2 separate regions of the Homo sapiens genome follow, and region 2 is linked to region 1. A link is an interaction called in ENCODE POLR2A ChIA-PET data of the cell type or tissue named here. Cell type or tissue: MCF 10A. All regions are shown on one strand. Each heading gives the region's core, and the rest is flanking DNA. Links, peaks and the distances in the headings are about the cores only.

What was found. Peaks named below come from ENCODE experiments on the same cell type or tissue, not always from the same donor. Only the 100,000 strongest peaks of a DNase experiment are listed, where the experiment ranks them.
Region 2: POLR2A ChIA-PET joins it to region 1 with 5 read pairs; 1 of 35 experiments calls an interaction of 5 or more read pairs at or near these places.

The regions. Positions count from the first base shown.
Region 1 is chrX:109,835,102-109,846,172 of GRCh38, reverse strand. No RefSeq gene overlaps it. Among named protein-coding and RNA genes, the nearest start is that of ACSL4, 110 kb to the right of the region's middle. RefSeq lists an enhancer at 5,596-6,108. In MCF 10A, for the core only: a CTCF peak has its summit at 6,068; DNase peaks (open chromatin) are centred at 5,462 and 6,022.
Region 2 is chrX:110,390,037-110,401,107 of GRCh38, reverse strand. The region is part of intron 1 of RTL9 (retrotransposon Gag like 9); the gene reads right to left. It also overlaps a transcript of AMMECR1 not described here. Among named protein-coding and RNA genes, the nearest start is that of RTL9, 37 kb to the right of the region's middle. In MCF 10A, for the core only: no CTCF peak of the experiment used is centred there; a DNase peak (open chromatin) is centred at 6,227.

The DNA.
Region 1 (11,071 bases), core at 3,678-7,677:
ATTACAACCCATGCTCCTGGGAACTAATTCATTTCCATGAGAACTAATGAAGTCTTATTGGAGTGAAAACTCACTCACTATCAAGAGAACACCACCAAGTTATTCATAAAAGATATTCCCTGGTGACCAAAACACCTCCCACTAGGCCCCACCTCCTGACACGGGCACATTGGAGGTCACAGTTCGCATGAGTTTTGGAAACACTTAATTTTAAAAGCAAGGGCCTGGTCAAATGATATGCATATGGATTTGTCAACCAGCTACTTTGAGCAATGATCATAACCATGAGGGCTGAGGTAGAGAAGGTTGGAATTTGTAATCACCGGAAAAGCAAAAGCCCTGACCACATCCAAAGTGTGACTTTCTGGTACAATAGGCTTCTGGAAGTAGATGAATCTGGGTTTTTCAAGGTTGTCATCTTAGCAAGGGATGAACTTGGATTGTTCAGGTTTCCAAGGAAGCCCGAAGTATACCCAACGGTTCTGTGAATATAGTGATGATTCTGAGAAATCTTAGAGTCTAAAAGTTTATGGTAGAGTAGGTAGGGTATTCTTATGGTGATGTAATGAAATTGTAACTGGCCAAAACTCCAGAAAGTACCAATGATGTCCTCAGCCCAGGAAATGTCTAACCCCTGCCTCTTTCGTTCCATGTGATTTAGAACTCTCCTGAGGCCCAAGGTTATTCTTCTGGAGCTAAAGGGTCCTAGGCAGACTATCTGTAGGTCTTGTTCAACAACTCCCACCATTTTCATTTCATATTAAGAAGTGAAAAAGCAAGAGTTATTTTCTCATTCTCCCGAAATTTTGTTTGGATAACTGAAGCAGAAGACTCCAGGGAACTGCACAAACAGAGAACTAGCACTGGGCAGATTAGGAGTGCCATTGTATGTATGGGACAGAAGAGCATCGGTGCTCCCACTCTTACCATGGGTACGGTAGAAGTGTGGATGTGGGTGTGGCCATGTGACTCCGACCCTAAGAGTATGTGATGTCATGTCAGGTCTTTCATCATTAGCCTCTAGAAGTTGGGGGCTAAGACTTCTGTCTGATCTCTGAAGCAACATACATTTCACATATTCTCAGGGAAAGCCTGAAGCATTTGCCCTTGTTTTCTTTCCATGAACAATCTTGGAGCATCATGCTACTCATTACAGCTTTGATCTCAAGGCCTATAACCTTTAATAGATGTAGTGTGAGTAGGAATGACTTAGACCAAAAGCAGCCCTAATTTAAGAAACTAACATTAAACACTGACTAAGGTTTCTACGGGGCAGCTAAAGGGGAGAGAATGATCAATTACAAACCAGTAATAGGTAGCCAAAAGTCAGACTTCTCAGTCACAACCTGGGGGTAGGCCAAAATGTGAAGTCGAACAATAATGTCACAAATAGCTGACTTTTTTTTTGCATTTGTTCTGTTAGGAAAGTCTGTCTTGGAAGATTCAGTAAGGCAGCTGGCTGGTTGGAGGAGCCATTTGTCACTTTAGCCAGAGAAGCCTGTAATCTAATAGTTTCAGTTCCCCTGGAAACAAGTGCATAGAGGCATGTCTGCTCTGGAAAAGGCAATCTGAGCAGTGCCAGGGTGCTTGGAAGAGCCTCAAATACAGGCTGTGAGTGCTGGCTCCTCAGAAGGTCTTACCCAGAGAACAGAAGCCTGGGGCAGCCCAAGGTACTTCCCACCACCTTGTTACTTGTGACTTTGCGTCACCTATTTTGCTTCCCCAGGCCTCAGTCTTTTTACTTGTAAAATGGAGTTAAGGATAGTAACTCATGCTTTGAGTCAGGCAAGGCCAAAGTTCAAAACTCCATTCTAACATTTCCTGTTTGAACTTTGGCAATTAATTACTCTCACTCTGAACCTCTCTGAATGTTCATTTCTTCATCCATAAAATGTGGGAAATAATACTGATTGTTTGGATCTTAGAAAACATAATAATGTATGTAAACATAGTAGACATTCAATAAACACTTGTTGAATTAATAGATGAATGATAGTGCCCAGCACATAGTAGGTGATTTTTAGGTGTAGGTTCATCTTCTTTCTTCCCTAACTAGATATGATATGGAATCATACAGTGAGACAAATTATTCTTACTGAGCCACAGGATCCAGGTATCAGCCTAATATTCTAGAGAGTGTTAAGTTTACATCTTCTATGTTTTTTTTCAATTGTTTTTATAGGCACTATTCTGGCCAGAAACATATATCTTAATTGCACTGACGGAAAATATGTTATAGCTAAAGGCAAAAATAAGAAGTAGTATCATGATAACCCAGCTAATATCAAAAAGGTGAACAATTTCTCTCTATAGAAAAATGTGCACACATTCATCAACACAAAGAAACCCCCACAGAGTTCTGCATGTAACCTCAAGGATCCGCCAAAGCCCCAGGTTAAGAACCTCTGGTGCACAAGACTGGACAGGTAGGGCAGCTGACCAGGTAGTTGGCATAACAACCTTGTAAAACTTTTTGCCAAAAATTTTAGGCAGATGCAGATTTTAAAGAATAACATTAGCTTTTCCCTTCAAACTTTCATTCTAGTAGAACCCTGCTTCACCATTCTTAGCTCCTATCTTTTCTTCTTACCTCCTTCCATTCCTTTTAAAGCTGGTCACAAGACTTTCTTTAAAAAATGAAAATTAGCCAGGCATGGTGGCTCACGCCTGTAATCCCAGCACTTTGGGGGGCTGAGGCGGGCAGATCACGAGGTCAGGAGATCGAGACCATCCTGGCTAACATGGTGAAACTCCGTCTCCACTAAAAATAAAAATAAAAAAAGATGAGCTAGGCGTGGTGTCAAGTGCCTGTAGTCCCAGCTACTCAGGAGGCTGAGGCAGGAGAATCGCTTGAACCCAGGAGGCGGAGGCTGCAGTGAGCCGCCAAGACTGTGCCACTGCACTCCAGCCTGGGTTACAGAGCAAGACTCCGTCTAAAAAAAAAAAGAAAAAGAAAGGAAAATTATAGCTGGTTTATAACATTTCCATCTGTCTCTGCTATGTTGAAGTTAGGAAGATCTATAGTTGGTGGTCATCAGCATTTCAATTTAATTGTATTGCTCTATGTGTTAAATGTTAATATTCTTTATGGTAATTGCTGATTGGTCTTGAGTTGCAACATATATCTGTATATAACTATATATGTAGATCTCTGCCCATGACCATTAATATCACCCATTCTCCATATATAAAGGTTGTCCTTTGATCTACAGGTTCAGCTGAAAGCTCTTTGAGAGTATCCAGGCCTTTTAATGCTCTTTCTTAGAATGAGCAGCCCTAGTCCTTGTATTCTTTCTGTCCGTTGTATGGCACACCTTGTATTCTTTCTGTCTGTTGCAATTTTCCCCAGCAACTGCAGTCTGTGTTTTGAAGTCATGACTCAACACATATATAGAATTTTTCTGGCCAGTGCAGTGGGTCACGTCTGTAATCTCAGAACTTTGGGAGGCCCAGGCAGGCGGATCAAGTGGTCAGGAGTTCAAGACCGGCCTGGCCAACATAGTGAAACCCCATCTCCACTAAAAATACAAAAATTAGCCGGGCATGGTGGCACGTGCCTGTAGTCCCAGCTACTCCGGAGGCTGAGGCATGAGAATTGCTTGAACCCGGGAGTTGGAGGTTGTAGTGAGCCGAGATCGTGCCGCTGCACTCCAGCTTGTGCAACAGAGTGATACTAAAAAAAAAAAAAAATTTCTGTTCACCCAGCTTGTGGTTAGCCCACTTTAATCTATCATATTACAGCTGTTTGAATATGGGACAGTTATCCATTTTCCATCCTTGAGAGGCTGTGTTTGAATGATTATTGTTTCACTGCAAGTAGACTGGCTATGTTCCAGGAACTGTCCTGTCACTGCATATTGAGTACAGTTCCTGTATTATGCTGGTAAAGCAAAGGTCCTTCATTATAGCCTAAATCTACAGTGTGATTCTGGGCACACATGGCTGCAATTTTGTCCAGTAGCCAATACCAGAAAATTTCTGTTGGTGAACTTTGTTTCAGTGGAAAGCATGATAGCTAGCCCAGGCAGCTTTTGATTTTGAAGATGGGGATGATAGCAGACTCTTTCCATACCATATCATTGGTCAAATGCATCAGACAGAATGTTCTGACTGGTTGAAAATTTCCATTTGTGAGTCACTGCTTCCTTCACTGTCTCTTACCAAAAACTTTTCTTTAAGTTCAAAATTTGTATACTGTCCCTTAAGAGTATGAATAGTCCTATAATACCCTACTAAGTGAGAAAGAATGGTGGGAGGCAAGGAGCCTGTGAGCAGCAAATCCCTGATACAGACACAAAGGATCACAGAGGGCTTGAAGCTTTCACTCAAAGACCTTTTTTTCATTTTTATTCTTTAAAATCCAAGCCACAGATAGCATTTTTTTTCCAAGGAGCTTTTGAAAGCTGTAGTACCAGCCTCCAAGAATTTTGGCAGACTGAACTCTGCCAATCCCAGCCAATGCTAAGTACAAGCCTAAATGTAAGCAACAGGGCAAGGGACAGGTGGAAATGAACAACATCTCATATTTTTACTTCCTTCTATCTTTCCCCACTTCCACTGAGAGCTACATGTCAGAATGTCTGCTGTGGAAGGAAAAGATTGATCGAACGATTCTCTCACATCTAAAGTCATAACGGCCACTAATGTTTAAGCACTAATTCTTTGTCTGAGTGGCGGTATAGTGACTAAGGGCATGGGCTCCAGTGCCACATTCCTAGACTCAAATTCTGACTCTCTGTCTTAGTAACCTAGAGACTTTGGGGCAATTGCTTTACCTGAGAGCTCTTGGTTTTCTCATCTTGGATGTGGCATTAATATCACTACCTACCTCATTGTATTGTTGTGAGGTTTATATTAAACACCTTATATATGTGTGTGTATACATGCATGTGTCTCAAAACAGTGTTTTAATAATAATTTACTAATATTATTATTATTACCAGGGTTAAGGGCTCTTCCACTCTGCCCTATTCTGTTACTGTCATGAATTCCCTATATTGTCCTTGGATCTCAATGCTATGTTTATTGTTCCAACAGTGTCTTCAACTTTGTAGGACTAGACTACACCTATGTCCATGAGAATGTTCACCAGGCTCCTGCCCTAAATCCCCTTTGTGATGGCTCTGGGGGTCCCCTTGGGGCCCTAACACCATAGCCAAAAATAAACTCCTTAATCTACAAGGGAACAAATAGAACATAAAGAGCAAGGGAGACAAAAGTCAGTAGCAAATGGAAGGCTGCCTAACACATCAAAAGCCGCTCCATGCCAGTAGGAAGTAGAAGACCAGAGCTATCCCTTTGGTTTGTGGTTTGCTCACTTTGTTCCGTTCCCCACTTCTTCTCTCCCTCCTATTTCCCCATCCATTTAAAAAAAAAAAAACAGCATGTTGAGGCTGCTGACGCAGTAATCTGGCTTGTGGTAGCTCTTACTGTGTAGTGACTCACACTGAGGAGCAGGAATAATTTGCCTGATGGGGGAGGGAAAGAGAGTTTTGTCTGTGTGGGGGTGTACAAGGCAATTGCTGGGGAGGTAAGCAGACAGCTAAAAGAGCACACCAGTCAGCTCTCCTGGGAAAAACCCTCACAGGCCCAGGGCATGGCATCCCCTTGGCGGAGGAAAAGAGTTTGGAGAGGGCGGAAATCCCAATCATCCAGTTTTCAGTTTAGGGCAGTCACAGAGGACTTCGAAGCCATGGGACTTGATAGATCTTGGCAACTGCAAACCTAAATCTGGAGGACTTGTACAAAGGAGAACAAAGAGCAGAATAGTGAATTAAGTTCTACTTTCCCCTTCCCCCGTCCTCCAGGGACACAGGGCTTTCATGATGCTCGGTGCTTCTCCAAACAACTTTCAATTCAGCACCCCCTCTCAGGTGGGCAGCTTCCCAGCCCAAGTATTGCCAAGCATTTCCAAAGTTCATCACAGTGGAAACCATGAACGGGAAGCCTGACCCACTCCATAGCGGGGCCTTAGGCCTCTACTGGGCTGTCTTCTCTGTAACTCCCAGGCAATTTCAGCGTCAGCCCGTAGGAGGAGATATGGGCAGGAAGCCGCTCGTTTCTTTTCCCCTGGAGGCAGACCTCCTCCCACCCGCTGTTCTTCATACTGTTCATTCACCAGGTTCCTCATAAATACCACAGTCCCCTTTCCCTAGCCTCTCCTCATGACTTCAAAGTGTAGGACAACTTAAATGTGGCTCTTCTCCCCAGAGGTGGTCAGGGATACTTGCTTAAGGCATGCCTTTCTCTCTTTCTCTTATAAAATTTCTCTTGATCTATACTATTTTTCTCAATCCTCTTTTGAATGACTAAAACAGGTCAAATAATCAAATCCAGGTTTGAGTGATGATGGCAGATAGATAATATCTCGCTTTGCTACTTTTCTCAGGCAATTTATGCATTTTCAAAGGATCCTACAATATGTTAGCCCATGTATTGGCACACTTTTTCTGTAAAAGGCCAAATAGTAAATATTTTAGGCTTTGCAGGCCATACTGTCTTTGTTGCAACTATTTAACTCAGCTGTTGCAGTCTGACATCAGCAATAGACAATTCATAAACAAATTGGAGTAGCTCTGTTCCAATAAAGAAATAAACCGAATATCATGTTTTCATGTCACAAAATATTATTCATCTCTTGTTTTTTTTTCAACCATGTAAAAATGTAAAAAAATTCTTAGCTTGGACATACAAACAAAACAAAACAAAACAACACAAAAAAACAGGAGGCGGTCTAGATTTGGTCCGTGGGCTGTAGTTTCCCAACTGATGCCTTATGAAAGGATTGATTCAAATGAGAGTTTCACATAGTGCTGTAAGTTGAATGGGATGTGGAGAGAGAGCTTTTTAGAATGGGATTAGGGACAACCTCGCCATCCTCTTCAAATCACACCAACTAGGTACACTGTTGCATGCTTGCTATTTCATTCAATACATATTTCTAAGGAACTATATATGCCAAGCACTGTGCTAGGTACTATGTAATGCAATTATCATTAATAGAATAAAATAGATGTTGTCTATGCCCCTATAGAGTTTAAAGTACAATGGGGGAGACAGATAATCAACAAGAAAATAGCCAATAAACATATCTTTTCAAGTTATGATAGATGTATGAAGAAAACACAGGAGAGAAGTTGCATAGGATGACAGGGGAGCATACTTAAAAATTGCAGTCAGGGAAGGAAGTTTTGCATATGGAGAGGTTTTTGCTAAAAAATTAGTCTGGTGAAGAGAAGCAAGGAGTAGGGGAAATAAAGTAAATTCCAGGCAGCATGCAGAAAAATCAGCATGTGTAAGGAGCCTGAGACAGGAAAGAGCTTACCTTGCTCACAGACCTGAAAGTAGACATATAACTAGTAGTATTGGAGGAAAGTGGCTACAGAGGAGATGGAAGAAGTAGACAAAGTCCAGGTTATTTACAGCTTTGTAGTCCATAGAAAGGAGCATGGGCTTCATTTAAAATGCAAGGGAAACTCTTTTAAAAGCTTAATCTGGCTAATGTGTGCAGAATAGACTGCAGGGAAGGGGAGAGCATAAACTGGGTAATCAGTTAAGCATTCATTACAGTAGTATAGGCAAGAAGTGATGGTGGCTTACAGTAGGGTATTGGCAATGAAAATTTAAAAAGAGTGGACATGTATGAGATTTTTGGCAGAGGAGCTAGAAACTATGGAACTTGCTGATTAGATGTTGGAGATGAGAGAGATAGCAGAATCCAAAACAATTTGCTGTTTCTGGCTTCAATAGCCTGGTAGATGGTTGTTCCTTTTGATGAGATAGGAAAGACTGGGAAAGGAAATTATATTTGGGGAATGGGAGGTAGGGAAGATGGTACGAATAAAGAGTTCTATTTTGGGGCAGGTTAAGTCTAAGATGCCTTTGAGATATCCAAGTAGATGTCTAGCTAGTTGGTTATGTGAGCCTACCATATAAAGGAGAGTTTGGAGTTGGGGATATAAATATGGATGAAGTCAACATATAGATGATATTTAATCCCATGGGAGTAGAGGAGATCACTCAGTGAGAGTGCAGATAGGGAAGAGAGGAAGCCCTAGAAACTAGTGCTGGGCCACTCAAAAATTTAGATATTGGATACAGGAGGAGTCCATTGGATAGAGAAGCATCTTCAAAATGGACTGAAGAGGAGTAGTCAAAGATACTGGAGAATTAAGAAAAATATGTATTGTCACAGAAGCTGAGAGAAGAGACTGTTGGAGGAGAGAGTAGTCAACTGTGTTGAATACTGGTGGAATATCAATTTAGATGAGGACAAAAGGAACACTATTGGTTTTGGTAACATGGAGGTCTTAAGTGACCTTGGCAAGAAGTTTGGGTGGGGTGGTAGCAATGGCTGAGGTGAACAGAGATGTAAGACCTGATAGGATTAGCCTTGTAAGGTCAGTTCCAGAGCTGTGATCCAGAATGCATACTTGGTGGTTTGGCAGTTTCCAAGGCAGCTACTCCCTCGGGCAGCATTAAGTGGTATGGCCCTGATGGCGTAGCATGGCTTTCTATTCTTTCACGGTGTTTTTTTTTTTTTTTTTTTTTTGAGACAGAGTCTCGCTCTGTCACCGAGGCTGGAGTGTAGTGGAACGATCTTGGCTCACTGCAACCTCCGCCTCCCAGGTTCAAGCGATTCTTGTGCCTCAGCCTCCCGAGTGGCGGGTATTACAGGCGTGAGCCACTATGCCCGGCTAATTTTTGTATTTTTAGTAGAGACTGGGTTTCACATTGGCCAGGTTGGTCTCGAACTCCCAACCTCAAATGATCTGCCCACCTTGGCCTCCCAAAGTGCTGGGATTACAGGCGTGAGCCACCACGCCTGGACTCATGGTGGGTTTTAAAAGGAAATAAATGCTCATGCATTTATTTGTTCAGTAAATATTAATTGAGCCATTAATAAGTGCCAGGTACTCTAGATGCTGGAGGTGAAGTAGGGAACAAACCCCTAAAACTTCCTGCCCTGGTGGAGCCTATATTCAACTGACTAGTAAAGCCAAATAAACAGGCAAATATAGTCAATCTCATTAAGTACTATGACATAGGAAGATACATTAGTCAAGGTAGTTCATTCTGACTTCTGTAACAAACAACCCTCACATCTCACTAGTTCAACACAATAGAAGTTTATCATTCATGTCACATGCCAATGCAGGTCAAGCAGCTCTCCTGGGATGCTCTCTTCCAAGCAGTGACTCAGGAACAAGGCCATTTTTGTCTCATGGCTCCACCATCATAGACCTCCTCAGAGTCCTCAAATGGAGCCTCTGTATTCTGTAGGTCAACAAGGAAAGATAGCTCACAGAGTATCATGCAGCATGATTTATGGCCAGACTTGAAATTGAAAGTGACCAGAAGCCAATCTAATGGCAAGGGATGCTGGGAAATATAATCTTCCTCTTTGTCCAGGAAAGAAATGGGATCGGTGAGAAACTAGTCTCCACAAGTGAAGTGTAGGTCAGAAGAAGAGCTTTTTTCTTTTCTTTCTTTCCTTCTTTCCATCTTTCTTTTTCTTTTTCTTTTTCTTTTCCTTTTTTTTTTTTTAACGGAATCTTGCTCTGTCACCAGGCTGGAGTGCAGTGGTGTGATCTTGGCTCACTGCAACCTCCTACTCCCGGGTTCAAGCGATTCTCCTTCCTCAGCCTCCCAAGTAGCTGGGACTACAGGGGTGCGCCACCACACCCAGCTAATTTTTGTATTTTTAGTAGAGACGGGGTTTCACTATGTTGGTCAGGATGGTCTTGATCTCTTGACTTCGTGATCCGCCCATCTCAGCCTCCCAAAGTGCTGAGATTAGAGGGGTGAGCCACTGCACCCGGCCAGTAGAGCTTTTAATATTTATTTAAAGTATCAGGAAAAGGTTCCTAGATGAAGTGACATCTAAGTCACCTGAAAGATGATGAAGAATTAGCCTAGTGAAGTGAGGTTAAGAATATTTCAACCCGAGGGAACAGCAGGTGCTAATGACAGAAGGTAAGAGAGAACATGGTTTATTTGAAGGACTGAATGAAGTCTGGCAAGGCCAAAGCATACAGCATGAGCTCAGAAATGGCAAGAGATGAGAATGAAAAGGAAGGGTCAATGCAAAGGTGAGTGCAGGCCTTTGGAGTGATGATTTCAAATAGAAGAGTCAAGCGATCCTACAGGGTAGCTGGTCCCTGATGAAGGCTCTGGGTAGAGGTACTAGGGCAGAGGTCTCAAACATAAAGGCCTTCAGGGGCTAAGCGGAAAAGCTGAGCACTGAAAACAGAAGAGAGCAATGGTGCCTACAGTAGGTGGAGTGTGTATTCCATGCCTAAATATATTAAATTCAAAAACAAAAACCAACCAAAAATCCACTGCACAGAACAAACTGCATCTGCTATGGATACCGTTCCTGGTCTTAAGTTTGTGGGGCCTGGTAGAAGGTTTCAAGAGAGTCTTTATAGTCACCAAGGAGTTCAGGTCAAAAATAGGAGATGGGGATACACCAGACATGTCAGGAACAAGTCTATAGTTGTCAATGTGCTGATTTGCAAAAGCTTTCATATTTCTTCCTGCTATTTTCAGTTAACTGGCTGGTAAGATTGCACATTTTTGGACAGTAATGGGATTGTATTATTTCATTCCAATAATAATAACAACAACTAAAAGGCCAGGCACTTCTTTAAGGGCTTTATTAACCCACTAAGTCCTCAAAACAACCCATGTGGTAGTTAACAATGATTATATCCATTTTTAGATGAGAAAGTTGAAAGAGTAACCTCACAGCAACTTGCCTAAGCTCACACAGTTAGAAAGTGACAAAGTAGAGATTTGAACCAAAAGCAAACTGCTTCTAGAGTCCATGCTCTTGCTAAAGTCTGGCTCTTTACAAACATTATTCTACACTGTCTTTCAGGAAATATTTACTGGATGCCAACTATGGGCACTGGGGCTAAATCCTGAAGAAAGTGACGAATAAGACAAACCTCTACCTTCAAGGAATTATCAGTCGATAGCAGGGGCCCACTGACCATGCTGCTTGTTTCTCTATGGCCCGTGAGTTAAAAATGGTTATTACATTTTTAAATGGTTGAAAAGATAATTA
Region 2 (11,071 bases), core at 4,364-8,363, 550 kb before region 1:
GAATTTTCCACTTTCATCTGTAAAACGAGGATGAAAATAAAAACATCGACTTGAGACGTGAGATTGTTTGTGTAAATGGTTCAGCACAATGTCTGGCACTTAAAAGAAATTCATTAAATATCATGTCCACCTACCCTGCTCTCACCACCTCTTGGAAGAAAAGGGAGTCCAAATTTAAAAGCCCTGGAAGTAGCCTCTAAAGATGACGAAGAACTGGGAGCATTCATTGATTCATTTACCACATAAGCCCTGAATCCCTCTTTTGTTCCCTAGAGACTCAGACATAAATAAAATAGTCCCTGTTCTCAAGGGGCTCACATTCAAGTGGGCAAAGATCCAACAAACTCTTGCCATAAAATATAAAACATTATAATAGAGATAAATTCAGGAGGGCCATGAGGGTACCTAAGGGCACTGAGAAAGCTTCACAGAGAAAATATTTGCGAGACAAGCAGCAATTGTTAGGCAGACAAGGAAAGAGAGTGTATTCCAAGTAAAGGGAATAGCATATGTTAAGGAACAAAACATGACAGATTTAAGTGGAGCTGGAACATCAGTTCAGAATGTAGTGAGGACTGGTGAGAGATTACACTGTAGGAGGAGTCAGAAGAGGTAGGGTATTACTGAGCGACACTTCTGAGCAGAGAAAAGATGCTATTCAAAATTTATGATAACCAATATGGCATGGGCATTAACCAGTTAGAAAGGACTCAGAACAATACGGAAAGCCATATTGGGGCCTCTAAGGAAGGGATTCCTTATATTTAGAATAGTTTTGGCAACTGAAGTGAATATAGGTAGATAAATAATGGATTGGCTATCACTGAGGCTTCCATGTTGTTTGAACATTTAGCCTGGCAGGAACAGTAATATCTGGCATACAAGATATCTACTCAGTGGCACATAATACTATTTTGCAGAAACAATTTTAGAAATTGCACCCAAATGTGTGTGTAAGAGATTATTTACTGCGCTGCCAAAACTTGGGTATCTATTCAGTAGAATGTCAGGGAGGAAGATTACAGCATCTCAGTAGTCCTCTAAGCACACAGAGCACAGCCACACACATAACATGTCCCTAATCAATGTTGAATTGCTATAATGAAGTCGGTTGAATTGAATGTCTTTCCGTTGAAATGTGATCCCTGTCAATTTCTTTAAAATGTTGTATCTCATAATTCTAATTAACTCACCTCTTCCCCTTATCTTATTCATTGCCTTCGCTAATAATGTCAGATATTCTTAGGATAGAGAAGGAACATTTTTTAATTATCTTCGAACTCCATAGAACTCCCTCTTAGTTAATTATCTTCTTATTCTCCCTGACTCATCCATGGTCATCCCACACTATAGTCTTATGCTAGCATGGGTTTTATTGTCTGACCTGTTGTTTTTCTGAGCCTCCCAAGTGAGAGAATCAGTAATGCAGGCTAGCCGCACAATGAGATTATATTAATCATTTATTTGTAAGTGAACCAGGTCGCCTTTCACATCAGCTCTCCTAACATGTCAATTTGTATCACATCTAATATGAGACAGCCCGAAAAAATCAGTTCCATCTAAGTAAGGAACTGTGAACAAATCTTTTTAAGAAAATTAGTAAGAACAAAAATGATTTTTTCACTCCAGTTTAGTCTTAATCAAAGCAGTGGGACCAGGGTCATCTCCACCTGCTGTGAGCGCAAATTCAACATTGTGTTTGCAGGAAGTGAGACCACAGGGTTTAGGCTTTGGAGCCAGACCAGCGTAGGTTTAAATTCCAGTTTTACCACTTGCTCACTGTGGACCTTAGGTAAGTTTTTAAAATTCACTGAGCCTAGGCTTCTGCATTTCTAAGTTTGGGGTTGAATGTGCCTACCTTGAAGGGTTGTTCTGAGAATTAAAAGTAAGGTACAGAAAGTGGAATGTGCTTAGGAGAGTGCCTGGCAGTGAGTAGACACTCATTATGTGATACACTGTATTATATTATTGTTGTTATTGTGAGTCCATTGTAAACCAGAAAGAACAAGAGACCATGAGTCAGGAGCCTGAGTTCTGTTCTTAGCTGTACCACTAATGAGGCAGAGACATTCACTGAGAAACGGCTAATAGGTAACATGAGTTCCACCACTCTCCTAGTCAACATATATGGCAGGTATCAATAATCAGTCATAGCATTTTTTTCCTAATGAGCAAAAACATAGATTTAGAATCATTCTCAGCACGGAATTCCAAACAGCCTCTACTGCTCAATTAAAGTCGGCAAATGAAATGAAACTTATTTGCCTTCCCTAGATTAAATGGTCTTAGATGTATCTTTTAGTGTTAACATACTATGGATCTATGGAAGAAATCCTCTCTGATAATGTTTACAACCCAACTATGAGGTGAAGTGAAGGGTTCAAGGTTCAGAGAGTGACTTCCAATATAATGAGTCGGAAACAAATAATTCAACTTGGTGGTGTGATACAGTTAAGATCTAACTGGATTTATGCCTGTTTCTTCTGCTGTGTCCTAGTTCTATGACCTTGGGCAAGTCACTAACCTCTCTGAGCCCCAGTTTCATCATTTGTAAAAACAGACAAAAGATGATTTTGTAAGATGTTAACATCAGGAGAAACTGAGTGAAGGATGCATAGGGATTCTCTGTACTCTCTTTTCAACTGTCCTGTAAATCTAAAAGTATTCTAAGATTTAAAAATTTATTTTTTAATGGGAAGAAGGGCATCTGCCTTGAGGAGTTGTGGAGAGTAAATGAAATAAGGTGTGGGAAAGCACATAAATAGTTTGATGTCTTTCTTTTCCCCCTCCCAGCCATCTCCCTTCATCTACACATTCAAACGTGTAGAACACCTGAGGAATCAGGAGATATGTTTTCTGGATTGTGGTGCCAGCGGGTTCACCTGCCTGACAGCACTGCAGTTCAGAGCCTGGCTGCCAAGCTGAAACCCTGCAGGCAAGAAGGTTGGGTTTACACAGTCCTGGGAGCCAATGAATGCATCACACATTGCCAGAAAGCAAAATGGCCGGCCTGCCTTTGTTGGAGTCAGCCTATGCGTGGGAGGAGGAGGGATGGAGCATGCAGGAGGAAGTGAAATAAGAGGACTGGGCTAGAATCTGGATGCTAAGACTTGCAGGTAGTCAAGGAAGCGGGTTCGTGCTCCACCCACACCCTTTTCCTTAAGGGTCTTTCTTGTCAGCTTTAGAATCATTTTGTTGAGTAAATGCACTGTTTCCAAATAGACCCTGACATATCCAAATAAGTTAGTTGGGGGTGGCAGGGAGGAGGAGATCTGTGCTGTCCCCAGGCCTGTTTGCCCCCCCAAGTCCATTACTTCCTTTTCACATCTCTGCTCTTGTAGCAGGGAAGCTGATGGGGCAGGTTGGCCTTTGCAGGCTGTTCCCCAGGCTCTGATGGGTTTGGCCAATGGAAGGCACTGTTAGGATATTAGAAAGCAAAAGGGAGAGAGAAACCAGGGTATTTCTCTCCCTCCCCCTCTGCTTCATGTGGTGTCCCCAGCAGTGACTGTGTCTCTTTGTGGCTCTGGCACTGCTGACCAGGTTACTGTGGCTCAAGTTTCTACTAAGTGTCCCAGCCCTGAGGTTCTAGCCAAGGAATGGTAGCAGCTCCCTGCTGTGACTAATCTCTAGGTTGCTTCATTGTCCTCTGCTTGGCATCACAGCTTTTCCATCACCTGTGTGATCAATTCCCTGCACTGAATCCCTTTTCCCTTAAATAAATACTCAGTGATTTCTATTTTCCTGGTTGGACTCAGACTGATCAGTCATCCACTAGCCAACAGCAATGATTCCTTCTTTCCACTAGCCAGTTTGTATTTTGGAATACAAGGCTCTGAGAGACTTACTTGGAAAATGTGGGTGGGATATCAGGGGAGTGGAAGAGGTCTAGAGAATTAGACATGGAGATCAAGCTCAGGAGAGCCAAGCATCTAAGAGTAAGTCTTTGGAACAAGAAGGAGGCAGGAACAGAAAAGCAGTTAAGCTAGTCCTTCTGCTTCTCACATTTGCCCTGTCCCAGACTGTGGCTGCTCTGGGAGTCATCTGCTTTGGCAGAGAGCAAGTCCAAGCCTAGAAAGACAGGAGAAATGTGGGCTCCGGAGTCAGCTCCAGGAACATGGAAAAAAAGAAGAGAAAAACTCACGGGTGTGGCCAGCCTGCCTGTAGGTGATTGTTGCAATCCAGTCAGATGAGGAAAACAAACATAGGAGTCCAACTGATCCCATCAATCAGGCTGTCCTGATGGGCTAAGTGCAATGACTTCAACAGCAACAGAAAACACACGGTACTGTCCCCAGGACACGAGTCCCTTCATTTAATTTCCTTGCAAACTGTATTTGGGGCTGTATAGACCCAGCCACAGTGCTTGAGTCCCATTTATCAGCCACTAATTGACTGTGTGACCTTGTACAAGGCACTTAATAGCTGTGTGTCGCCATTCTTCTTTGTAAAACAGGGAGAGGGGAATCTGGCCCCCTGCTTACCTAAAAGGGCACATTGTGAGTACCCAATACACATCAAACTGTAATTCCAGCTCTGAGGAGGTGCAAGAGCAGATGCCTGAGAAATGCTTCCTGTTGGGGACTGGGAAAGAAAGTAGAATGGAGGAACTCCAGTGTAGTGCTCAAGAGCATGGTTTGAAGGGAATTATTGTTAGTTTGGCGATGGGGGGGATAATAATTTCGTCATTGTATATAAAAATATCCCTATTTTTGAGTTGCATAATGAAACATGTGGGGTAAAGCATAAGAGGGAAAAAGAAAGAGAGATAGGTAAAGCTAACATGGAAAATCATGATAGATGTTGAATCTGGGTGATGGATACTTGGGGGTTCATTATACTATATTTTTTACTTTTGTGTATGTGTTTGAAAATTTCCATAATAATTTTTTTCAAGCATGTATTTTAGAGTCAGACCAGGGTTCAGCCCCATTCATTCGGGCAACAAATAGGTATGACTAATACTGGATGCCAGGCCCTGAGCTTTGACTCAGTGGTGGTGGGTGGACAGGGCACAAAACAGGTCAGGTCAGGATTCCAAAGTGAAGAAAAAGCATTTAGATATTAGATAATCAGGCAAAAATTGAAAAGTACCCACTTCACCTCTCTATGTTCTTTGTAAAGTACTTTTCTGCTTGAAAGGGCAGAGTTTTGTCTGATAAGTTCTTCCATAAGCCCTGGAGGCAAGAACCACCCCCAGCCTAGAAGGACACTGGAGCTGTCTTTTTCTGGCCTCCAGTAGCAGCCAGCAGCTAGGCAGGCCTGGAGCCCTCCATGTTGGAGATCACTGACTGCTGGTGTGGGCTGCATTACCAGTGCCCTGGGCAACTCATGTAGGTCCCCCATCCTCATTCCCAGGAGATTTCAGGGCCTCCTTAGGTCACAAGCAAATTGCCATCTCACTCCCTCCCCTGTCTCTCCCCTTCAAACACGCACAGGATTAGGATTATGTAATTGAAATAGAAAAAAAAGAAAAAGAAAAAAGGTTGTCTCAAAAGTTAGACCTGTATTTCAGTCCCGGCTTTACCACTTACTATCAATGTGACTTTGAGCAAGTCACCTCCAGGCTCTGAGCTTTTGTATCCTCTTCTGTTAAATCGTGACAAAATGGTACTTCCCTTGTAGGATTACATGAGGATTACCAAGGAAATGCAGGCAAAGTACTTAGCACAGTGCCAGGTAGGCGGTATGCCCTCCAAAATCTGGGCACTGCTATTGTTCAGGGAGAGGAGAGGAAACAGTCTAGCCTCTGCCCTGGTGAAGAGGGAAAAAGACATGAGTTGAGGTCTGGGAGTCACAGCCTGGTGATGAAGCATGCAATGGTCCTCTTTAATGTGGGCTTTGAGACAAAAGATCAGATTCATCTCCCCACTAGGTTAGGGATGGCAGAAGTGGAGACCCTCTGGTGTGGGGGCACCCTCGGAATTTAGAGGACACCCAAAAAGGAAAGCCAGTTCTGAGCCCATTGCCAAAAGGTTTGGCTTCCCACAAAGCAGCCCCTGAAACAACCTACATACACTCCCCACCTTCCATGACAAATGCTTTGCCCACATCCTGGCAGTTTATCTAGAAGCAGCCCTGAAGCTAAGCAGGTTCTTTGGCCCTGTAACAGTTCCAGATCCCAAAGCTCCAGCTGCTAGCTCAGGATCTGGGAGTATAAGCCTAGGCTAGTATAAGCCTGAGGCTGGCACACCACAGGGTGAGTCACACACAGCCCCACTGTTCCCCATATGCTGACTGGACATATAGAGGGATGGCCTCCTCTTCCTGGAGGCCTAGTAGAATGTCACAGAAGCTAGTGCTGCAACTTACAGATTCCATTTTCCAGTTGAAGAGGCAGAAGCACGGAGAGGTTAAGTGAGTCATCCACCAGGAGCAGATGCATGTGCAAAAGCAGGCAAGGGGCTCTAGGCCTCCTCGTCCTCCAACCAGCCTTCTTGCCCTTTGCTCTCTGCTGTCTCTGAGTACAGTAAGTCCTCACTGAACGTCCTTGACAGGTTCTTGGGAACTGGACTTTAAGTGAAACAACGAATAACAAAACTAATTTTACTGTAGGCTAATTGATATAAACAAGAGTTAAGTACCCACAGCATATTTCTGGTCACAAAAATATCACCAAACTTCTAAATAAAGATCCAAATACCAGCCTGGGCAACATGGTGAAACCCTGTCTCTACTAAAAATACAAAAATTTAGCCAGGCATGGTGGCACACGTCTGTAGTCACAGCTACTCAGGAGGCTGAGGTGGGAGGATCACCTGAATCCTGGGAGGTTGAGGCTGCAGTGAGCCGTGATTGCGCCACTGCACTCCAGCCTGGGCGAGAGGAGTGAGACCCTGTCTCAAAAACAAACAAAAAAACAAACAAACAAAAACCACCCAAACACTTCTAATATTAAACATTAATAAGTTAATTAAACATTAACAATAAGTGTGAGCTACACATACATTTAGGAAAGATTAATAAAAACAAGTAAGAGAATTATTTGCCTAATTTTTGGTGAATCAATGAGTGACAGCGGTTGTAGCAATGGCGGGTCAGGTCAAGGAATAAACATTTGCAAAGCAAAATCATAAGGAGCACCTCCTGCCACCCAGCAGTTCCAGAAGAATCACAAAAGCGCTCATTGAGCGCTTTCCTATCGTGTCATTTATTATCATGGATTCGTATGGTCATTGTGTACTTTACGAGTTTTCATTTTCCAATAATTTGTATTCACTCATTCAGTTATTTTCTAACCCGCTGATTCCAGTTCAGGGTCACAGGTGGCCGGAGCCCATCCTGGCAGCACAAGGAGCACAAAAGGTGGGAACCACCCTGGTCAGGACGCCATCCTGTCCATGGACAGTGGCCCTGGGGAAAACCAAATTTTCCCCATTAACGTGATAACTAAATGGCTTTGAACAAAACAATGTTATTCAAGGACCTGCTGTATAGGATTGTGCCAAGCAGTTCTCAGGCCAGGGTAGGCCAAGAGGAGGATGAAGAGAGAAGAGGGATGAACCCTAGAAGAAGAAACTTTTAGAGGCACCAGTGGGATGATGATATGGCAAATAGCACAGGCCTTAGGAGTGAGGGACAGAGGGACTTGGAGCCTGGTTTCTGCTCTTCCTGGTTGTGTGACCTTGAGCAGTGTATTTTATCTCACTGAGCTTCAGCCTCTTCACTTGTAAACTGAAGATAATAGTATCTGCCTTGTAGGGCTGTTGTGAGGATCAGAGATGAAAATAAAGCACCTGGTACATAGTAATTGCTCAATAATCATAATGATCAACTAGTGTCTGCTCTCTGCCAGGCTCTGGGATAAGCACTTTACATAACAACTATGAGGTAAATACTGTTATTAGCCCTTTGTGTAGATGAGGAAAATGAGGGTCCTGGAAGTTAAGTGGTCCAAAATGACCCAGCTAATTAATGATGGTACCAGGATTTGAACCCATGTAGTTGGACTTCACAATCAGCTCTCTTAAGTTCTTTACTTCTTGCCTTGTTTTTGTGGAAGATGCAGTCTCCGGTGGGAAGCAGGCCCAAGAGGGACAATGTGCAAATTGTGCAAATGTGGTCTTAATCCAGGAAGCAAGGCAGCACATGTCCCCATAAAGAAGTTTCAAAGGGAAGGCCAAAGCCCAGGCCCTTGCATCTGTTGCACATGTCTTTAGCCATATGCTTTCTAATCCACCCACAAACTCACAACGCCAGCTCAAACACTCAAACTCACATATACATACCATCAAATCTTTTTATTGCTGTCTCTTTAATGCTTCCCTGCCTTTTTAGTTTCATGGAACACAAAGAAAAGTATATTTTTCAGGCCTAAAGGGTGTAAATGATCAATATCTTGGTACATCAATTGAGTCACTTTACTGTAACCCAAAGTACAGCACTTTGCTGTAACCCCTCTATATACTCTAGGCACAATGATCTGAATAGAAACTTCCTGTCAAACACAGGCTCAAAAGGCACTCTTGCGTGAGCCCTTGTAAATGGATTAATGTATGGTATTGGCTTCTTTAAAAATTGTGGTAGAAGGCTGGGCACAGTGGCTCACGCCTATAATCCTAGTCCTTTGGGAGGCCGAAGTGAGAGGACTGCTTGAGGCCAGGAGTTCAAGACCAACCTGGACAACAAAGCAAGGCCTTGTCTCTACAAAAATAAAAATAAAATAAATTAGCCAGGCATGACGGCACATGACTGTAAGTCCTAACTACTTGGGAGGCTGAGGTGGGAGGATCACTCGAGCCCAGGAGTTTGAGGCTGCAGTGAGCCATGATTACACCATTGCACACAGACTGGGTGATAGAGTGAGACCTTGTCTCAAAAAAAAAAAAAAAAAAAAAACCTGTGGTAGAAATTTGAGCATTTAAATCTTTCACTACATTTTGGGTTCTGGACCCATTTTCTCCCATGTACATTTGAAGCTGATAGTTGAATAATTACTTGATACTTAATGTGATGCTGTACATTTTTAGACATGCTATTTTAAATGTCAAATCAATATGAATTTATTTGTCAGTCTTTCATACAAGCATGGATCATAATAAACTCATCCGTGATTCATGAGAATGTAAAATATACTCTCATGGGAACTTTATCTTAATTCAATATTATTGGTCTTTTAAATGAAACATTATGTTTTCCCTTTTGAACAGAGTTCATTGGTAATTGTTCATCAGAGGAGAAGCATATTATTTTTTCACATTTTTTTAAGCCTTTGACAAAATCAGGGATGAAATCTGGCTATGTGTCTGTGATGCCAAAACATCTGGATGAATTAAAAAAGGGGAAGATGATGCTGTTCAACGACTATGCTGTTCGGTCCAAGTACTACTTGCCAACATCTGGGTGTCTGGCACAAGAGAGTTGACAGTATGTCCTTTTCATCCACATGTTATGGCTTTGTATATATAGATGGTTTCTCACTAAAGACAACTTAGATGCCTCTTTGATTAGGGAATACACCAGAAGTTTAAAGTGGAAGTGGTGGGACAAAGAGAAAATTACAGCAGAAGACATTCCTAAAACGGTTCTGCCACTGCCATAGAGTCGTAGCCTGAGCAAAAGCCAGAGGTAGGAATGTGCAAGATTTCTACATAAAGTAGTACTGGGAAGCTGCAATAATGATATAGAAAATTGTGGCTACTATACAAATCATAGAAAGGGGAAGAGAAATCTTCAATGTACCACTTACCAGAAAACTATTTACTCTAAATCAGCACTTATTAATCCATGTTCACTGTAGGCTGATGTGGTGCCCCCAAGCATGATGGTTGGGAAAACAATGATTTGACCATGAATTCAGCAGTCCAGGGCCCATGTGGCAGTCACATGTATTCTTAATACACTACTCAATTGTAGCTCAGAATTGAGTTGGTGGACATTCACAGCCTCAGTGTGAATGTGGGGAAAACCAAACAAGGGGATTTCATTCCATAAAACCAAACCCAAAAAAGCTCAGTAGACAAGCTGAAAATCAGCCTGGGAGAAAAGAGCTGTCAGTATGCCTTTTAATACTGAAGATCACTAGAAAATAACCCAAAGTCATGGAAGGAAGGAAACAGGCAAAGAGAAAGAGCTTCAAAATTATTCTCTCCATTCCCAATCCCAGAGTAAATCAGGCACCTTTTGAAGATGAAGCTACGCTGAATAACCATGTTCCAGATGACAAAAAATGGGTATGAGAGGGTAGCAACCAGCTGCTGTTCACCACTGAAGCTGGTTCAAGAATAAATAATTTTCAACAGACGTGGGAAAGAAAGGCATACTGCAGAAAGGGTTTACAAGGGAGACTCAAGGAGCTTCCTTCTTGAAAGCCCTTATGATCAAATTCTAGATGAAAAAACAATTTCACCTTCATGACTGATAAGTTTGTTTGACTGGATTAATTAGCTGCTTGGTTAGAGTGACCAGATAATTTAGTCATTACAGCTCAACCCCTCCTGAAACTAAACATGATCTAAGGACTCAGCAAAGCCATCTCTATTTTGCTGGATGACAGCAAGTGGAATTTCTATTTAGCCCTCTGTTTTTTGGATCTACAGTAGTGGAGAGTCCCCTGATATCCTCTGGGCATATTCAGTTCACCTAGGTACATGAGATCTGATTTCAAGATAAAATATTTAAAAAAACACTTCTGGCTGCTACTTCTCAAATATTGTGGCTAAAAGCAGTGTTGATGTTCTCGTCATTCTTTTATGCAATCAAATAGGTAATCAGAGTTATTAAAATATATGTATATATTTAAATGCAATTAAATATTATTTTCACTTTGAAATTTAAAAAAGGCAGAAAGCTTGTAAACATTTATTTTATTTTTTAACTTGAATTGACCCTTGTGTTTAAAAGAAATATGATTTCATCATGGATCTACAAGGGACTCCATGTTGCATATATTTATGTACCTTGTAGGAATTCAGTAAATATAATTCAGCCTTGAATCCCATCAGTTTCTTTTCAAAGATCGTTTAATGTAGGCAGGTATTTTATTTAAATATCAATGTAGATATTTTATGGCATCCTCCCACATACAACTTGCAATGTTTCTCCATTGGGTCAAGTTTGTATCTTGTTCAAGTGA